Regions from separate parts of the Homo sapiens genome. Here region 2 is linked to region 1. The links are chromatin contacts, found by Hi-C or POLR2A ChIA-PET in ENCODE. All regions are on one chromosome and are shown on one strand. Each heading gives the region's core, a stretch centred on a gene start or an enhancer-like site at or near the end of the contact. The rest is flanking DNA. Distances are from core to core; before and after follow the strand shown.

What was found. A loop is a pair of places that touch in the nucleus more often than their neighbours do. ChIA-PET counts read pairs that join two places held with the same protein, here RNA polymerase II (POLR2A). Pooled maps may share reads with other maps.
Region 2: a loop to region 1 is called in a pooled map, with 5 times the contacts of the local background. The contact joins two enhancer-like sites. A Hi-C loop is called at or near these places in 1 of 168 maps with a recorded cell type or tissue (HCT116) and 5 of 50 pooled maps. POLR2A ChIA-PET finds 5 or more read pairs at or near these places in 1 of 52 experiments (Panc1).

The regions. Positions count from the first base shown.
Region 1 is chr4:168,075,096-168,080,703 of GRCh38, reverse strand. No RefSeq gene overlaps it. Among named protein-coding and RNA genes, the nearest start is that of ANXA10, 15 kb to the left of the region's middle. Within about 2 kb of position 2,968, at least 2 of the 41 ENCODE cell types and tissues checked have a DNase peak (open chromatin) inside an H3K27ac peak, as active enhancers do; they include HCT116, where a contact is called at or near this core.
Region 2 is chr4:168,548,131-168,553,738 of GRCh38, reverse strand. All of the region lies in intron 2 of PALLD (palladin, cytoskeletal associated protein), which reads right to left. All of the region lies in intron 1 of LOC124900807 (a long non-coding RNA gene), which reads left to right. Among named protein-coding and RNA genes, the nearest start is that of PALLD, 54 kb to the right of the region's middle. Within about 2 kb of position 2,343, at least 4 of the 41 ENCODE cell types and tissues checked have a DNase peak (open chromatin) inside an H3K27ac peak, as active enhancers do; they include HCT116, where a contact is called at or near this core.

The sequences.
Region 1 (5,608 bases), core at 1,719-4,218:
TTTAATATGTGACAGCAAATATCAAGTATGTGATAACCAGTTCTTTCTGAAAATCCTTGTTGGCTGTGTCACTCTCTTGAAGATCTATTTCACATTTTTATTTTTATCAACCTTCCAACCCCTATACTCTTTCACCCTACTAATTTTCAGCTGATCCCTCCCTTGTTGTTTTATTGAGGATACATCCATTAATGCAAATAGGAGATTTTTCATTCTTCTACTATGTGTATTTGTACTTTTGTGTTTTCTCCCATCTTCCCCTTTCACAGTGCACATTGCTTCTAACTTAGTCTCCTTTTCCTACCAGCTGACTATATGAATTCTTCTCACTTATCCAAGAATTTCATTCCTGAAATTATCTCATTTTTATACATCATCATTTTATTCTTTTATTATTTCCAACAACCCAAAATTATGTTACAGCAACTGTAATTTTAAAAAGCAAGCAGGCAACCAAATGGAAAAATTCCCTTGGCTTTTATTCTCCACCTGCTGCAACTTCATTTTTGTTTTTCTGTTCTTTTCACAGGGAAAGCTTCTTCAGACAGTTTTCTATACCAACTCTCTCCACTTGTCTATTCTTTCTTTATCCCACGTCAATCAAGTATTCCCACGCAACACTGAAACTGCTGTTGTCATAAATAATGGTCATCTTTGCAAGTCTAGTGGATTATTCTCTGTTCTCATCTTGACATAATTGTCTCTCCTTCATGATACACATTCTTCTGGAACTTACATTCCCTTGGTTTTACTTTGACTAGATTGATTGTATCTTCTTAGTCACCTTTATTGTAAATACCACTTACATTACTAGCTTTATATTATTCTGTTTTTTGGTTCATATTTTCACTAATGAAAATTATATATATATATGTTATATTTTTAAAAATATGTTATTTAAAAATGCCTCTCTAACATTAGAACAAACTCTATGGAGATAGAAAATGTCTTGGTCTTCTTCACTACCATAATGACAATACATAAAATAGTGTATAAAACATCTAAAACAGCATCCAACAAGTATTTTTTGAATGAATGAATTTTATTTTTAAGAATCTGGAGCTGAGGGCAAGGCTATCATCTATGTTGTTGGGGCCATTATACTTTCCCTGGTGACCATCCTCTGTGGCAGGTCTCTTAACCTCTGATGTGTATACAGAACATCTATTAGCTTAAGAACCAATGTTATTTGTCACCAGATTCTCTTTTCTTTGAATTTCTTTTTCTATAACTTTAAAAATGTTATCATTGATCATTCTAGCTAGCAATATCTGTAACCTCCTTCTCTGTATACTTCATGAATCTTTGTAAAGCAAAATAGCAAAAACTGTCTTTCTTGAATTATATTGCACATCATTTAGAACAATAAATTTTTAGTGTAGATACCATGTATCCCTCTCAAAATGTCACCACTTTTTATGGCTTGTCAAAGAGAATTGAAGTTGAAATGTAAAGCAATTTTTCAGGATTGAATATCTACATACAATGTACTCTAGATATCCATGTTTTAGGTAAATGAACAAAATATGATTTAAAAAATTATCTTCATTTCTGTACTTTGGACATATTCTGATGTTCTAAAGTCCATTTAAGATTCATTCTAGTTGGAAATTTGCACTGACCCTTTCCAATTTGTAGCAATAGAAGTCATGAATAAAAATAATTAAATTTTAATTATTTTTAAAATTATATGTCCTAATCCTTGTAGAAGAAATTTAATTAAAAGTCAAAGAAAAAGTAACTTACTATAAACATTTTCATCACTTTGAAAATTAAATTCTAGCATATTAGTCATGTGCATTAATTTGAAACAAATTTCACATCCTTGGAATAATAATTTTCATATATCCACACAGAGATTAGTAGTCAGAGGATCATTATCACTAAAGAAAAAATAAGATGCTGCTAAATTGGTCTCATCTGAATATTTTAATAGGTAATATTACAATTAAAAGCAAAGTATATTAAAATAGTAACAAGTGTTTCTGAATCATATTTACCTTTTGACTTATAAATACTTTTGTTTTGAAATAAACTACATATTGTACATCTTATTTATCATCAACATGATTAACCTGTAGTAGGGAAAACTCAATTCTTACGGAACAAATGTGGCAATAAGTAGAGATTTAAACCTGATTGTTCTTTTGTTGGAATCACTAAATAAAGTTTGTATTATAATATGAGAATATTTTGTTTTCAATGTATACATATAATAGTCTTATCCATTGAAATAAAAAATAGGTTTTTATGGAAATACAGGATTTCATAAGTAATTTAAATGTATTATAATTTATCTATACAGTGTGTATTGTCATTTACCATGAAAGATTATACATAAATTACTGTGATGAAGCTATTTTTCCATTGACATAAAATAAGATTTTAAAGCAATGAATGTGCCAGTTCTGTTCTAAGCACTTTAAATGGTTTAATTCATTCCTTGAAACAACCCTACAAAGTAGGCATTGTTATTATTTCATAATACAGATGGAGATTCCATAGATTGAAAATCAGACTTCGATAATTGAAAGGACTCACAAGACTTCAAAGAGCATCCTTGTATAAGGCTTTCAGTAAAGGTGAAGAACACAGTTGAGTAGGAGAAAGGGTTGAGGCAAATATTAGGGACCTGCTTATCAAAGTCCTTCTTATATGCACAGAACGTGCTTCATCTCCAGTTCGGGCTTCCGTTTGTGCAGTGAGCCTTGTTTTGGGAAAACTTCTTAAAAGCATTCTGGTGGAATCTTTTATGTCCTGTAGTTATGTAGCTAAGCCAAGGTGAGTAATCAGTAATAGGAGTTACCTGTGTTATTTTGGGAGGTATTTGGGGTTTACTTTGTGAGTGATGCACTTTGATGCCCACCTCCAATTCCATATCAAATTTCAGATTACGGGGTTCCTTTATTTTCCCATTATCTCAGGCTATATGCCAACTCTATTGGTTTTTACCAAAGAATTGGCAAGAGTCATTTTTGTTATTATCCAGTTCCTCTGGTGCCAGAAGAAACATGACTCATTTCTGCCTATTAAGCAGATTTATCTTTTTACCTCTTCACCTAAAGTAAGGTCACTAACACTTCAACAATGGGGTTGCTTTCTAGACTGAATTTTTATTGTGTTGGTCTTCCACCCTTGGGAACCATCTAAACTTCAGTTACTTGTTTGACACCCTTTGGCACCCTTGGAAACTTGTCATAGGGACAAGTTATGTCCTTACACAATTCCACAGGGAGACTTAATGTACATGTTCATTTGATGAGGAAATTATTTCCTTCATTTGCTTCCATGTAGGAATGATGGTATGACATAACCCACAACCATAGGTATCTCATATCTCAAAATAAATTTATATCCTATTGTAATAAAAACGATTTCAATTAAAGCCCCTATTACAATAACAAGCCAATGATAGTTTTCAAGCGATGCTTACCTTGAAGTTGAAATAGGCTACTTTCTAGTCCCAAATACCAGCAATGACCACTGGGTGTCAGTCAAGGGCTTTTGCCAAGTGCTTCAGTCAGCATGGCTGCTTTGACTGGACATTTCCAAAATCATTGGAACATGGAGGTAATGAAGTTACCATGTGCTTAGTAAGGTCACAAAGACCTGATTGTGCTAAGTTTCTTTGAAACTGTAAAAAAAATAAAAGAAGTGCTGTTGCTCAAATTCAGGTTATTTTTTTCTTGGTAATTTTGTGAATAGCAGTTGATAACATTTCTCAGATGTTGTATGTGAATTCTCTAGAAACCAAAGAACCTAATCAAACTTTATATTGCTTGCTTTGATTTTGGAGTTCACAGAGAAAATCATTTATTTTTTGTTTTATGAGGGATGCCCTAGTCTCCTCTGTTCAAGAGATATCAAGGAATTTCACCATTTTTCTGAGATATGTATTGTATGATAGTTAATCAGCCATCTTCTGGAATCATATGATTAACAAGCGTTTATAATGCAATTTTAGCTTAGCGTTGAGATTGATACATAAACAATATATCATTACTATCACAAATAGCAGCACTCTCCAATTGATTCAAATCTGTTTCATCTCATCAGGTACAGCAATAAGCAGGAGAATTTAAATATCTTTGCGAGAGCATGGTAAATGTGTATTTTTCCATCCATCTCACACGAATGCAAATTGGCTTTAAATTTCTTCATAAGTAGAAATGGAAAAGAAAGCATTAGTCAATTTGGTCACAGAATAATAGTGTCCCTTAGTTTGTTGTTCCGCTTGAATAGTTAATACGATACTGTGCACTACTCATGGCATGAGGGTTATTATTTATTATTTCTGTACTCTATAGTGAATCTCTGGGTTTCATCATTTCTTCCACAGGCTGTTAAACAAGGAAATTGTGGCTATTAATATACCTACATCTAAAACATTTTTAATTGAAAACAAAATTTCTTTATGTGCCTCAGGTATCCAAACCTAGTCTATTCTAATTGCTTTAAATTGGCCACTTGAATGGGCTTAGATAATTTTGAAATTTCCCATCTACTATGCTCCAGTAAAAAAGGATTAAAAACAGATTTGCAAGACAACCTTTTTCCTAATAACCTGGGTAAGATAAGAGTCCTGCATTCAGACATTAGATCCATTCTAACCACACATTCTGGCAGAGTGAGGCAACAACCTTACATAACTTTTGTTAATAAATGCCTATATTTTAGCCATACTTTTGTCTGCTGTTCCTTGGAGTTGCTCACCGTATCTCCCTAACTCAATTCTATTGCCTGTTAACTTTTCCTTAACGGGCTTTGTATGATGTTATATTGGACACCGGTGTCCAGAAAGCCAACTAAATTTCCTTCACCACCCTCGGGCCATTTTACTCACACCCATGGAAACAGCCTTGGATCCCTGGCTGGGGTGTTGAGTCAGGGGGCTCTGGCCCTCCTGTCATCCAGAGTCAGAATCTTCTCTTTTTCCCCATACAATTTTCATGGGCATTGACACTCAGGGGATTATGAATTTCTTTTGTACAATAATCAGATTCTTAAAAATTTATTGAGACTAAAATAAATTGAGCAAAACTGTCACAATTCCTTTATAGGTTGAAAAATTGATGGAGCAGCCAGACCACCTAATCTTTACATAGCAATTCATGACAATTTTAGTGTTTATAACATCTGTCTTTTCCTTATTAATGTTATTTTTAATCAACCTTCTGAACACTAGTATTCAGTTTAAATTTTCTCAGGACTTTTTTTTACCCCTTTTATCCATATTTCCTTTTCTTTTTATTAACCCTAATCATTTTTCCATCATTAACCCTTATTTGCAGTACTTGGACAAGGAGTCCTTCCATAGTTTCACTCATCCCATCTTATCTCCGCAATAATGAAGTCAAATAAGGAGTCCAAGCAGTTGTAGCTTCTTATAGCATCTATCATATCTTGACCAAACCTGTAGAGTTAGGAAATTTTTTAGAATTACTGCAACTAATAAAAGTTACTTATGTTCTCAACAATTCAGCAGCCTCAGAAATATTCCATTTAAAACCTAAGGGTGAATTTGGGGAATTTTCCTTTTCAAGATTTATGTTATTTACCTTTGATTTTATACAGCTTAATGGATTTGGAGTTTACTCCTTCTATCCAT
Region 2 (5,608 bases), core at 1,094-3,593, 470 kb before region 1:
AAAACAGTCCAAAAAAACAAAGCAAGGCCAACAACAACAACAACAACAACAAAAATGGGTAAACATATCTGCATGTCTAATGATACATTTTTGAAGTACAGATTAAGAATCATTATACACAAACGTTCAGTCTAATTCACCCCAGCCTTCTTTTTCTGACAGCAATACCACAGGTTCCTTTGTAGGCAGACAGAGTTATCTTTCTTTAGTGCCAACCCAAGCACAGGAATATTCTCTCCAGTAACTTAATTTTTCTGAATCCACTGATTGCAAATATGTCACTTACTAGTTTAAACATTTTACGTTAAAAAATTTTCAATTGTAGCACTTGCATTAATGACTCTTATAAATGAATTACCTTATCTTGGACTTAGACTCTGTTTGCTTTAACTTCACCCATCTCTACCTTTTGCAGACTTTTACCAGAGCCATTACAACATTATAAGGCTTTTTTTCCCCAGACTTGCCCTCCTCACAGTCGTTTTGAGTCCCTTCATGGCTGTGGTTCCTTCTCTTACATATGGGGACAGTAAAGAATAGGTTTTCAATTAGATGGGTTTCAAATCCAAACTCCTCACTTACTGGCTAAGTAAGCTTGGGTGACTTACCTAATATCTCTGAGACTCAGTTTTCACATCTTTAAAATGGGCCAATGACACTAGAGATTTATCTTATAGGGTTGTTGGGTTATAGGTTTGTAGGGTTATAGGTTGTTGGATGTTGCCCAGCATATGAAGTATTAGCACAATGCTTAACACATATTGTCTGGGCGTGGTGGCACCCGCCTGTACTCCCAGCAGTTTGGGAGGCCAAGGCAAGCAGATTACCTGAGGTCAGGAGTTCGAGATCAGCCTGTCCAATATGGTGAAACCCTGTCTCTATTAAAAATTAAAAAATTAGCCGGTCATGGTGGCACGCGCCTGTAGTCTCAGCTACTCAGGAGGCTGAGGCAGGACAATCGCATGAGCCCGGGAGGCAGAGGTTGCAGTGAGCTGAGATCATGCCACTGCACTCCAGCCTGGCCGACAGAGTGAGACTCTGTCTCAAAAACAAAACAAAACAAAACAAAAACAAACAAGAAAACCCCCCAAAAAACCCACATATTAAATACATAGGAATATATAACAATTTTAAAATTTCACTTCAGATTTCCACAGCTTTCTTCCTGTATAGGGGGTTATGGCTTTGTACTGGGTAGGATAATATTTGCCATTGTGTTTCCAAACAGGAAAAGTTAGCTAATGAACTGGGTTGATGTTGCTGGCAGGTTAGTGTTTAGAGCCTGTGTTGCCAGTAAGTGGTATAAGAAAGCTCATGGATTCCAGGGATTCATTTTCCTGCAGCACTGGACTTCCTTAAAAATATCACTTCATACTTCCCCACATTTAAATATACCTGCTTGTTTCTCACCAACTCAAAAAACCAAATGAATCCAACTTCCCAGGTTCCTGCCCTCCCCTCACCCCACGTTGGCTTTGGGTCCCTTCATGAGTGTGATTCCTTCCTCTCTCACATTGGGGGCAGTAAAGGATAGGCTCTTATTTAGATTGATGTCAAATACAAACTCCTCACTTACTGGCTGAGTCAACTTGGGTGACTTAAACTAACATCTCTGAGACTCAGTTTTCACATCTTTAAATTGGGCCAATGACACTAGAGATTTACCTTATAGGGTAAATCTCAAAGATTTTACCTAATGTATTTAATGTATACATCTCAAAGGTTTACCCTTGTGGAGTAGTACCTCAAAACCAAAGACTCACGGGAGCTTCCTCTATCTTCCTTCCCAATTTGACTTGGTATGTCATGACTTGGAAAAACTTGGTGTCATCTGAAAATTGGAAATGTCATCGTGAATTTTCTCTTCCAAATCACACTATAATATCAGAGTCAGATGTTTCCAGCACTGATCATAAGCCAACACGAGTGTTTAATTTTACTTCATTTAGTGGAGAGTTGTCCTTGGTTTGCTACCTCCAAGCCAGTTCACTAGCCATGGACAAGCTGCTCTAAATACATGATTCACATTGCCTGTTTTGTTTTTTTTTTAATTTAAAAAAACAAGTTATAAAATGTTAAAAAAAAATGAAACATCATTTTTATTCTAAACTATTGTCAAGGGCCTTTGAAAGTCTTAATATATGTACCCCCAGGTTTGTTTTTATCCACATTGATATCTCCTTTACAAAGAGTAGGTAACAAATTAGTCCTCATGGTTACTATATTTTGAAATTTTGTTTTATTTCCTTTAATAACTAATGCACCAAGCACTCAGGAATTCTACCATTTACACAATAAAAGAATTGTGACTCCCAAGTTTGTGGTTATGAAGTATACTCCTGGAATCCTTATGTATAAAATCCTGATAAACTGTCATTGCCAGTTCTTAAGCAAGTTATAAAATGTGGCTAGCAGCTTCCTTATTTTGCCCTAGAGTTTCCTCAGATTGCTGAAATAATAGGCAAAAGACCTGAGCAAACAATTCACGAAAGAGAAAATAAAAACATTTGAAAATATAATTCATATTCAAAAATGCACATAAAAATAGATTTATTTTTTATTCATCAAATTAAGAGAAATTGAAAAAAACAGACTACCCAATTCAGGCAAGAATACAATGATTTTGGCTTTCTGTGATTTGTAATAAGTCTTTCAGGGGTATAAAAATTATAATGTAACAAGGGTATACACTACAGTGCATAGATAACTCTAAACTTTGTCACTGGATTTATAAAATGTGAAAATTCTTGAAGCAACTGCAAACTTTGTAGAAGCTACGTAAGTGTTGGCAAATTCTCCATTAATTCAAATTATGCAAATTAGCACTAGTAACAAGAGAGTTAGAAACTGTTTTTCCAAAAATAATGACAAGTAGTAAAACATTACAGTTCAATGAAAGAACATGGATTGGGGGCAGAGTATCAAACTGAAAAGCAAAACTAAATTAGTAATTGAGGGATTCATAACATATGTCTCTAAAGAGACAAAACGAAATACTGACCCCCTATAAGTGAGACTAATTTGCTTGTATAGCAAAAATTTGATCTTGAGTGCCCAGCTTGATTAGCAAAGTTCCCAAAGAGGGCGCCCCCATAGTGAGTGAGGAATGTAACTACAGAAGTTTAGGTGGGCACTGGGCACGGGGAGACTCTCCCAGTGGCTCTTTAGAAGCTCATAAATATCTCTAGCTTGAAGTCCAGATTAGTTATAGAGGCTTACTGTGTTTTGTCATTTTGCCAAAAATGCCCCTTTTGCTTCGGTTCCACATTTGGCTTTCCCTGTGAGTCTTGCAGGGTTTTATTCTATTTTATCCCAGAGGAACAGAGAACTAGAATAACTCAAATACTTGTAGGCCTGGGGGAGCTCCATGACTTGAATATGGTAATTCTCTGCTTTGGATGGTATGATTGAAGCACTTACCATTTTTCTTTGTTTTCGTTTTCTGTTTTGATAAAAAAAAATGTAGTTTTGCACTGACTCAGACAAAGTAAAGTCATCCCTTTTAACTTAGGATTAGCCCTGAGGAACTCTTCTCTCCTTTTTATTAAGTGTGCTTTAGTTCCAATCCCTCCACAATCCCAGGCCCACAGTTATCCTAAGTATTTGCTGATACAGGGGAAATGGCACTGAGCATTGAGAGAGATGAACCTGGCATTAATTTCCTAATGTGTTGTATTCACTATGGCTAATGGAGAAATTACTCAGATTTATTTTCTATTTGTAAAATGATTACTCAAAGATGTTGGGAGGAATAAATGAGACAACATGGATGAAAGTGTAAATAATATAATTCTACATAAATGAATTATTGTCAGAACCATCATAAACTTCTTCATTTTGGGGATAGAATTTCATTGCCTTTTGCTAAATGCTACTATAGAAAATAAGGTATTAAAAAACCTCTTGGTTTTCTGAGGGTTAAAGATTTGTTTCTTCAATTCTAACTCTCATTTTTTTTTTGTGGTTCTTGTTCCTTGAACTATTGCCCATGAATGTCTAATGGCTGGTTAACTTTTCTAAAATTAAATAGCCCTTTGATGGATATCTTTGTTTCTCATCTCTCACCAGAATATTAAAATAAATTATAGGCTCTAGCTTCCCTCTAAATAGGATACTTTAAAAAAGATAATTGGGTGAAGTATTAATAAGAGGGAGGGAATGTACTGGGTTAAAAATGTCAAGATCCTTCAGTACTAGATGTTTGAAAAATCCGTAGAAATAAAGGATGGAAAAAATAAATTAATTGAGTAGTTGATTTTAATGCTATCTTGTTTACTTGACATTATATCAAATGAGTGAGCATTTAAATATATAAACTGTTAAGACCGTGTCTTGAGGCTGTACAAACACATATACAGAGACATCTGACTTTAAAAAATTGTTTTGAACACCCACCGAGATGAACATCTGTTTTGCATTCACTGCCCTTATGCTTTTGGTTTAGACGCTGCAATACTAATTTTTTTTTTTTTTGAGAAGTGTGACATTGCAATCAATTGACAATTTTAATTATTTCAATGATATCTTTGTAAAAAAAGAAAATTCATCACTCAAAAAGCAGACCACATGGAAATTTAAATATTTATAGAGAGTAAGTGATTTAAATTGTCAGATGGTGGCTTAAATCATCAGATGGTGTTTTTCTGAGATAATTATATTTTCCTCAAGATTTAATAGCAACTTTCTTTTTTAATTTTTTTTTCTTTCTTTCTTTTTTAGAGATAGGGTCTTGCTCTGTCACCCAGGCTGGATTGCAGTGGCACAGTCATGGCTCACTATAATCTCACTACAACAACCTCCTGGGCCCAAGCAAACCTCCTGCCTTGGCCTCCCAAAATATTGTGATTACAAGTATGAGCCACTGTACCCAGTCTGCAACTTTCATATTATTTACCACGCTCCTCAAATTTGTATTTAAATCGTTAATTTCAAGAATAAAATCATTTACGGTAATAATTTTAAAGCAACCTTTCAAAGGAAACATGTAAGATAGTTTTAAAAATAAGACTTGTATATCCTTATTATCCTTTATTATATCATAGGATGCTCTTCCCCAGAGCTTTGAACTTCAACTCTCCTTACTTTGTCTCTCCTACAATGGTTCTCACCTAGGACTTGCATTAGATTTCCCTGATAATGCCCAGGCCCCACACCAGACCATTTCGCCAGACTCTCTCATCTCTCATATCAGTATTTTATTAGCCTCTTCTGAGATTCAGCCTTGGGGAATCTCTTTAGATTTAACTAGTCATTGGGAAGAACTTTGTCTTCAAAATCATCTCAAATCATTGCTTCTTTTCTTTGTGTACACCAGAAAACAAAGAAGTGTAAAGATAATTTAGGAGTAATATGATCTGCTGAGAGTATTAGTGTTTCCCTGTTTTTTTTTTTTTCCTGAGTTAGAAGGAAATGATCTCTTTTCCTTTTTTCATCTGAAAAAAAGTAAGGAAGAGCCTCTTCCATTTTTAAGTCAGAGCAATAAAATTTAACAGTAAATATTACCTCATTGGTGACTGAACTCTCCCCTTCAATCTTTTAGAATTTCTTATTAATGGCTTTAGATAAGATCCTTTTGTCTCATTAATTTTTTTATGTTGAACACTTTGGG